Regions from separate parts of the Homo sapiens genome. Here all the other regions are linked to region 3. Evidence: chromatin contacts called from ENCODE Hi-C or POLR2A ChIA-PET data. All regions are on one chromosome and are shown on one strand. The core of a region is the stretch at or near the end of the contact, and the rest is flanking DNA. Distances in the headings are between cores, read along the strand shown.

Evidence for each region. A loop is a pair of places that touch in the nucleus more often than their neighbours do. ChIA-PET counts read pairs that join two places held with the same protein, here RNA polymerase II (POLR2A). Pooled maps may share reads with other maps.
Region 1: a pooled map shows a loop between it and region 3 (2.7-fold over the local background). The contact joins the promoter of ANKRD28 here to the enhancer-like site in region 3. A Hi-C loop is called at or near these places in 2 of 37 single-sample maps with no recorded cell type and 4 of 50 pooled maps. POLR2A ChIA-PET finds 5 or more read pairs at or near these places in 3 of 52 experiments (AG04450, MCF 10A and WTC11).
Region 2: a loop to region 3 is called in a map of natural killer cell, with 12 times the contacts of the local background. The contact joins the promoter of SH3BP5 here to the enhancer-like site in region 3. A Hi-C loop is called at or near these places in 3 of 168 maps with a recorded cell type or tissue (CD14-positive monocyte, CD4-positive, alpha-beta memory T cell and natural killer cell), 1 of 37 single-sample maps with no recorded cell type and 13 of 50 pooled maps. POLR2A ChIA-PET finds 5 or more read pairs at or near these places in 1 of 52 experiments (activated CD4-positive, alpha-beta T cell).

Annotation. Positions count from the first base shown.
Region 1 is chr3:15,796,658-15,799,357 of GRCh38, reverse strand. ANKRD28 (ankyrin repeat domain 28) reads left to right here and starts at 1,379. Exons shown (of 28, transcript NM_001349278.2): 1 at 1,379-2,700.
Region 2 is chr3:15,331,151-15,333,850 of GRCh38, reverse strand. SH3BP5 (SH3 domain binding protein 5) reads left to right here and starts at 1,265. Exons shown (of 9, transcript NM_004844.5): 1 at 1,265-1,580. The coding sequence starts at 1,443. RefSeq lists silencers at 1,157-1,556, 1,637-1,696.
Region 3 is chr3:15,556,313-15,559,012 of GRCh38, reverse strand. No RefSeq gene overlaps it. Among named protein-coding and RNA genes, the nearest start is that of COLQ, 36 kb to the right of the region's middle. Within about 2 kb of position 1,257, at least 9 of the 41 ENCODE cell types and tissues checked have a DNase peak (open chromatin) inside an H3K27ac peak, as active enhancers do; they include CD14-positive monocyte and natural killer cell, where a contact is called at or near this core.

The sequences.
Region 1 (2,700 bases), core at 130-2,629, 240 kb before region 3:
CTTATATTTGTATCATGCTGGGATTTTTTGTTTTTTTTTTCCTTTTTATGGTTTTAAGACTTGCTTTGAAGTACCCATTTAAAAATAACTCGTTTTAGAATATAGCAATAAATAGTATATTCCTTTGTTACCTAAACTTTTCACAACCTTTATAGGTTACCTGTTTGTTAAGATCACTTTTATAAGCTAGTATTACAGGTTGCAAAGATCTGGAGATGAGTGGAGAGAAGAGAGTGTGTCTGTATGTGTGTGTACTCAGTGATAGCAGAATAGATTAGAAAGAGTATGTGTTTAAAATAACACACAACTTTATTAATTTATACAACTTTGGGTAAAATACATCATTTCTGAGTCTGTTTTTCCCTCTATAATGGGAATACAGCAAGGTTATTGTATTAAATGAGAATGTACAGCACATAGCATATCACAGATGTTCAAAAGTAACTATTATGTTTATTATTGTTTATTAATAAAAATGCTAGTTAATATGAAGAACACAGATTGAAGGGGGACCATGGTATTTTCTTTGTAAGTTTTCTCTTGAGAAATATCCCCCATGTTGGGTAAACAGAGAAAGAAGAAAAAAAACGATGAAATGATTGGCTTTGACATTTATTTATGGCTTTGGGAAATTTATAGGGAGGGAGATTATTTGTATTACCCTGTGCCCTTTTGACATAGGTAATTCAGGACGAAGGACATTTTTTTTTTCATGTACCTCTTTAACAGATTTTTAAGGCTTTATTCCCTATCCAAATGGGAAGGTAGGATTATTTTATTTCTTCAGTGAAAAATCAAATGATTTATATAATTTTAGAGTTAGGATTTCTACATTATGAAATTTTTGCTTTTCCCTTTAAAATATGAATCAATGATTGATTAAATTCACCAATTTAGAAATTGTTAGACAATCTTAAATTTCATTTGTTTAAGCTTTGCATTCTAGAAAATAAAATACACCTGGCAGATTAAAACTGATCTTGGTAAAAATATGAATAAAACAATTTCATGGTTTTTATAATCTAATAAAATATTTCTCCATCTTTAAACCTTTTTTATGAGTCCATTGCAGGCATATTCTTACTGCAACTGTCATTATAGGGTTAAACATTTGCTTTATTGTAACACACGAAAGCAGTTAAGCCGTTTGGAATTGTTTACTTGCTAAAACCACTGTTAGTCAGCAGAGGCAGTACACCAGATTTCCTTGTGGCTTTTAGTGGAAAATGTTAAAAGCGCACTCATTTTTCAGTTATAGAATTTTTTAGTTTGATTTGGATTAGTCACAGAACTGGCATGAACCTTCTAATTGTGAAGGCTGTCCAAATGCACTATTTTTTTCTCCTGCTAGAGGAAGTTACATCCCGAGAAGTAGCTCAGATCTCTGGTAAGTGTAACATGTGAGCATTACTAGGCATTTCATCCTGTGGGTCTGCAGTCTTTGCTCTTCAGACTGTTGCTCCGTTGGAATGCTTCTGTGGGACTGATACTGAGGTTCTATAGATATTTTTTAAGGACCTACTCATTTGGGGATGTCAGTGGTGTTTTGCAAGATCATCTGAGGAACAGGAAAGCATTTGAAATCTGAAAAGGATAACTGTGGCGGTTTTCACAGTGGAAGGAAACTATATTGGCAAAGAGGCAGATGACTGAATAAAGTAGTTGGCTCAAAGAAGATGCACAGTCTGCTATTTTTTTCTCTGAATGAAGACTGTTTAATGGAAGCTGTATTCATGTGGAGATCAAAGGAAACACTGGAATGATACACTACTATGTTTTTCCCCCCCCTTTTTTTTTTTAAAGAAAACAAAAAGCCTGAAGCAGTAATTTGAGCTCAAATGCCTTCTAATTCCTTCACAGCCTGCTTGTTCTACTAGGATTCTCCACTAACACCATTTCTGCCTGGTGCCTGTGCCCTTTTGCTGGAGCAGCCACAGACAACTGCCTGATGGAGAAAGAATGAACGCTCTGCCTTGCTTATGCTATCGATGGGAATAAAGCTAACTGTGTTTCTTCTATTATATGGGAAACCTGGATTAATCAAGCTGTATTCTAGTACCAAGAGTCGTATTGTCTCTTGTGGTCTGACTCATCACATGTAAACGTACTGCAGCTTTGCTATTAATGCAGAGTGGTTTTTTTTTTTTTGTTTTTGTTTTTTGCCCCTTTCCCAAACACTGAAAGAATTGTTAACCTCTGAGCTTCATTTTCAGGATTTGTGCTGAGCTCTAGATCTTTTTTCTGTGAATAGTATCTGCATTAAACCAGTGATGAAGAAATGAAGACAAATTAGAAGTGGAAACAGAATAGTGAGATTTTATTTTTTATTTTCAATTATAAGCAAAACAGCTACTGGTAACTATATGACCTTGCAGGCAAGAGTGGGTATCGCTGTGATCATCTCTGTCACAGCAGTTGTTTCTCATTTCATTCTATATTGTGTGGTGTTGTGTCACCAAAAACAATGATTGTTTTGTGCAAGTAAATTTCAGAGATAGAGCAATAAGACTATTTTGGTAGAGGAAAAATATTTTTAAATGAGCTTGGACTCAGTTTTAGTTATTGACATGTTGGTGTGAAATTTCTTCTTAAGTATTGCAGTAATCCAACAGAAATAATAGAATTTCGTTATATTTAGGAAGTTACAAATTATGTAGTCATAATTTTAAACTTGTTTTTCCAGTAGTACTTATTAACTTT
Region 2 (2,700 bases), core at 16-2,515, 230 kb after region 3:
ACAGAATTGCTGACTCATCCTTGATTTAAAGAGCAATGAACAGGTCTGACCTTTTTAGAAACAAACCATGGCACTACCTCCAGGAGACAGGACAAATTTCCTTTGACAGTGGACTACAGTGCCAGCGTGTATGGGGTGGTGCCTTGCCCAAGGAGTAACCCTCTAGCCTAGTTTCTGATAAAACCACCAGGAGCAGGACTATTTATTCATTTGAGAAGGGGTCTGGCTGTATTGTCCAGGCTGGTGTTGAACTCCTGGCCTCAAGTGATCCTTGTGTCCTGGCATCTCAAAGAGCTGGGATTACAGATACGAGCCACCACGTTGTGCCAGACCCAGGTTTTGTAAGGTGGCTTTGATGATAGGTTCTCAGAAAGAAGCTCCTTTCTCAAGCAAATTTGTCCTCCAAACTCAGAGCCGATGGGCTACAGGCCTCCGTGTAGGACATGTGCACGTTCTGCATTTCTCAAGGCAAGGAGACGTGAGCAGCCATGTGCTCATCTGCTTTGCCAAGGTCATCCTTTGCGTTCCCCTGACATCACAGTGGCCCTGACATTTCATAAAAGCACACACACGTGCCTCTTCAGTTTGGCCTTTTCGGATGCTGTGTCTGCCAGGCCAACTCTGTCTCCCTACTTGTTGATGGTGGGCAGAAAGTCTCACTAATTCATAAATTCTTGGCCAGAGTGTGCCCATCAACAGGGGTTACACTTGCCACCTCCTTAAATCCCAGCTCAATGCATTCTCCATGCTCCTGGCTATTCAGGTAGGACCGCCGCACCTCTGTGTTTCGGTATGGGGCTCGCCCAGAGAGGCCGCAGCCTTCGGCAATGCATCAGTGCACGGAACCTCCGCCATTCCCAAGGTTCGCTCAAGAGGATGAGTGTGCTTTGGGTATAGGGTTTCGGCAAGTCTTGGTCCTGAGGGCCAGGGTCACTGAGCGTAGGCTTCAGAAGGCGACTTCAGTGTGAAAACACCCACGCCTCCCTACCACACAAACAACGAGCCTCGGAGGAGGGCTGGAGGAGGGGACTCCCGAAAGCGGGAGGCTTGCGTTACGTAGTTGAGATATATCCGAGCTGCTAAGTTACAAGGGGGTGGGGGCTGTCCTATTTTGCCACCTTGGAGATGTGGAGGGAGCTGGGGTTTTGCGACGGAGACCTGGATAGCTGGGACTGGCGGCGGAACGCGAGGCCGGGGCGGGACGGGGGCGGAGCGGGCGCTGCGCTGACTGCCGCGGCAGAAAGGGGGCGGCCGCGCCCATTTCCTCTGCTCCGCCGCGGCCGGAGGTATCCGCATCGGCGAGCTGCGTCTCCCGGGTGTCGGCCCCGGCGGCTCCCCGACCGTGCCCGGCTGTGGCGAGGCGGCTCCAGCCCAGCCTGTGGCAGCCGCGACCCCCGGGGCGCTCCGGAGCCCACTGCGCGGCGCGCGTGCCGGCTGCCTGCATGGACGCGGCACTGAAGCGGAGCCGCTCGGAGGAGCCAGCCGAAATCCTGCCGCCTGCCCGGGACGAGGAGGAGGAGGAGGAAGAGGGGATGGAGCAGGGGCTGGAGGAGGAAGAAGAGGTGGATCCCCGGATCCAGGTAGGGCGCGCGGGGTCGCCCCGCATCCGGGCTTCGCGAGGGCTGCTACGGAGGTCGGTGTCTACGCGTACAGCCACTTCGCAGCCCCCAGTAACTGTGGTCCGGGGACTGGCGGCCACATAGGGTGGCAGGAGACGGTCTGTATGCTCCGTTTCATCGTCTCCACAATGAGGAGGCTACAGTGCCCGCGTGGATGCGGCCTGACTCTATTGCGGGGAGTCCCCCGCCGACCCGTAGCAGGATCGGGGTCGGTGCAGCGTGCCTGGTGGTTCGGGTGGATGTGCAACAAAGGGAAAAAGGGGGCGGGGGCGCCATGGTATCCTCGGGGGTACCCCTGCCCGGCCGCGGCACCGCGGGCATGGCACGGCGTCCAGGCTCTGCGAGGAGGTGTCGCCCGCGTGGGCGCCGGGCACCGTGGGCGGGTGGGCGTTGCCCTGCAGCGCGGGCTGGCACCGGTGCCCCGGGTGCAGAGTCCTCACTTGCCAAGGTGCCCGGCCTGAGCCGTTTTCCTTCTCTGATTGATTGTTAGCGAACTGAGCGGCTTATTGTCATCACTGGCTCAACGTTCTGCCTGGCTTGAAATTGCTTAAAACCCTGCTTTTCCTTGTTGTGAGGTTGGGCATGAAAAGAAATCGGGGACAACTGATGCGCAAAGCTGACGCGTGGAGGCGGCGAGGGGATTGGGCTGGCTGGCTGTGCCTCCATTTCCAAGAGAGATGATTAAAAAACAATTTCCAAGCCGAGATCTAGGAGTGACAGTTTCACCTCTTCACCCCTAAGCAAAAAGCAGAGCAAATCCCTTTCTAAGGCCCGTTTTTTTTCTACCTTTTCAATAAATCATTTTTTTAAAAAAATTGCTTTTAAGCATGCTCTGTAATTTCTGGATACCTAATTGGTTTTTTAGTGCACAGATCAATTTAAAAGCTCACTTAACTCAGTGGTTGGGGTTTAAATGAATTGTTTTGTCAGCTTAGCAAGATAAAGATCAGGTGGAAAAAAAATCCTTGCATTAGGAATGCTATTAATTAAAGTAATTGGTTTGGAATAAATCGTGTGTTACTGGTATGGGATTATGTTAGCAAGATCCTTTGTTTGCATAGTAATGATGAGTTAAGTTCAT
Region 3 (2,700 bases), core at 8-2,507:
GAAGTGGAAGTGAAAATGGAGACTCCTATGCTGCTGATGGAAGTTGAAGTTGGTACATTTCTGTAGAGTAATTCTAGCATTGCAGGTATTTGGAGTCTTAAAAATGTTCATACCGCGTAAGTTTTGACCCCGTGAGCTTTTTTTTTTTTTTTTTCAAGACAGGGTCTTGCTCTGTTGCTCAGGCTAGAGTGCAATGACATGATCACGGCTCACTGCATCTTTGACGTCCTTGGACTCAAGTGATCTCTCCATCTCAGTCTCCCGAGTTGCTAGGACTACAAGCGCATACCACCATGCCTGGCTACTCTTTTATTTTATTTTTGTAGAGACAGGGTCTCACTATGTTGCCTAGGTTGGTCCCAAACTCGTGGGCTCACGCTATCCTCTTGCCTCTGCCTCCCAGAGTGCTGGGAATATAGGCATGAGCCACTGTGCCAGGCCCCATTGAGCTTATTTGGGAATATATCCTGAAGAAATAATAAAATATTTGGTCAAATATTTATATAAAAGGCCATGTAGCGTAGTTTTATTTAGGAACAATTCCAATGTTTAATAGTAGGACATTGGTTACATAAGTGATGGTCTATCATCATAAAATAAAAATTGTATTATTTATTAATTGAAAAATAATCACAATACAACGTGTGAAAAGGGCAAGCTACAAAATGAAATGGAGTGAAGTAAGGAAATAACCATAATCATGCATACCTGCTTGCTTACAGAACAGAGATGGGCACAAAATAAACTAAAATTGTAATACAACTTGGTAGATGGAATTGTAGGCAATTTTTATTTAATTTTTTCCTTTATAGAATTTTAAAAATAATTATGTAATTTTTATTATCAGAAGCAGGCACTATTTTAAAAGAATATTTGAAATGGAAAAGCATCACTTATTTTCAGGGTCATTCGTGTTTTTTATCTGCAGTTTTACATAAATTGAAGCATAGGACTTTATATCAAAATTCAGCTTGTTTGCACCACCCATATCAGACTTGTCTACACTGGCTAGTTTAGGCACAAGTGACCACCATGAAGTGGTAGACTTCAGTTTTAGGGGTGAACCCAGAAGATACTGTGACTTGGCCCCTGACAGGCTCGTGGAAGCAGCCTCATTTCTCAGGTATTCTTATGTCCTGCACAGGAGGAAGAGACTATGAAAAGGAGCATTCAGACTGGATAGTTCATGTAACCTCATCAGTCTCCTCCCACTCTGCCTCCGGACACACCTCTGGCAGCCGAATGCAATATAAGATTTTGCCATTAGGTGGTGTAGAGGGCTTGATTAATATTTGTAAGTTGAACTGTGTAAATTTGTTACTAAATACTAGATAAAATTTGGGGAAAATGCCCCTTTCCTAATCATACTCTCAGAGAAAAAAAAAATGCTGACAGGTTATTAGACTGTCCAGCAGAGGTCAGTCTAAGTGTATAAAGACCACATTAGTCCAGGGGCACTAATTGACAGAGTCCATTGACTGCTTATTTAGTAAAAATGATCTTGAAATTAATCTCCTCATAGAAGATTTTCCTTAGAAGGATAAAATATTGAAAATACCCCTCTAAAATGAATCTATTGGTTGATAGATATTTGATAGAATATTTTGTAGCCCCTAGTTTAATAATGAATTTCTTATGTGATCCTATTATATGTGTTAATAATATCCAATTGCCTCATAAAAACTGAGCTTCGAAAGATTATGGCAGTTTTCTTAATTTAGAAAAACCCAGAATCCAGGGTTGAGGAGATGAATGGGAAATGAGTTTTATTATTATTATCATTATTTTGAGACAGCGTATTCTTATGTTGCCCAGGCTGGAGTACAGTGGCACAGTCATAGCTTACTGCAGCCTCGAACTCCCGGGCTCAAATACTTCTCCCACCTCACCCTCCCAAGTAGCTAGGACTACAGGTACATGCCACCACAACTGGCTAATTTTTAAAGTTTTTTGTAGAGATGGGTCTCACACTGTTGCCGAGGCTGGTCTCAAACTCCTGGGCTCAAGCTGTCCTCCCACTTCAACCTCCCAAAGTGAAATGGTTTCTTAGGTTACTTTCTCTACTAATAGTCTTTCCAGAAATCTTTCATATTTCATGGGGTTATTTGGGGATTCAGAAAGCCACCCAGAAGCTCCTAGCCCAATGCCTGGCATATAAAAGGCACTCAATAAGTGCCACTGCATTTTAGGAAGGTGAGAATTTAGAGAAGAGAACACCACTTGGAATCCCTGCTTAGCGGTGAATGTGAAAGTAGACATAGTGGTTTCCCTTTTCTCAAGTGACTGGGTCTTACTTCAAGTAAATTAGACATTTCCTGGAGATCAGGGGTTGTGTATTTTCACTTCTCTATATAGCCATAGTACTCTTTAAGAGTTCACTAACTACGTGTTAAATGGGAACTCATGATGGTTAACAATAGCTCAGTGGAGATGTTCTACAGTTATTTCATACATGCTACTTTGAAGTAGCTCAGCTTATTTTGTGAAGTGAGTGTATGTGCCATAGGGAAAAAAAGTCTCAAATCCATTGCAAGAAAATGGTAGGACTTTTGGACACTGAAGGAAAAAGAAAATGAAATGGAAAATTATATTTAATCCCAAATTGTTTTTGTTCCTTTATTTTCAAGACAGTTAGGCAGTGGGGAAGCAGTGCATGCCAATGAAGAAGCAGCCCATGACTCTGAAATAATGCAAATGTAA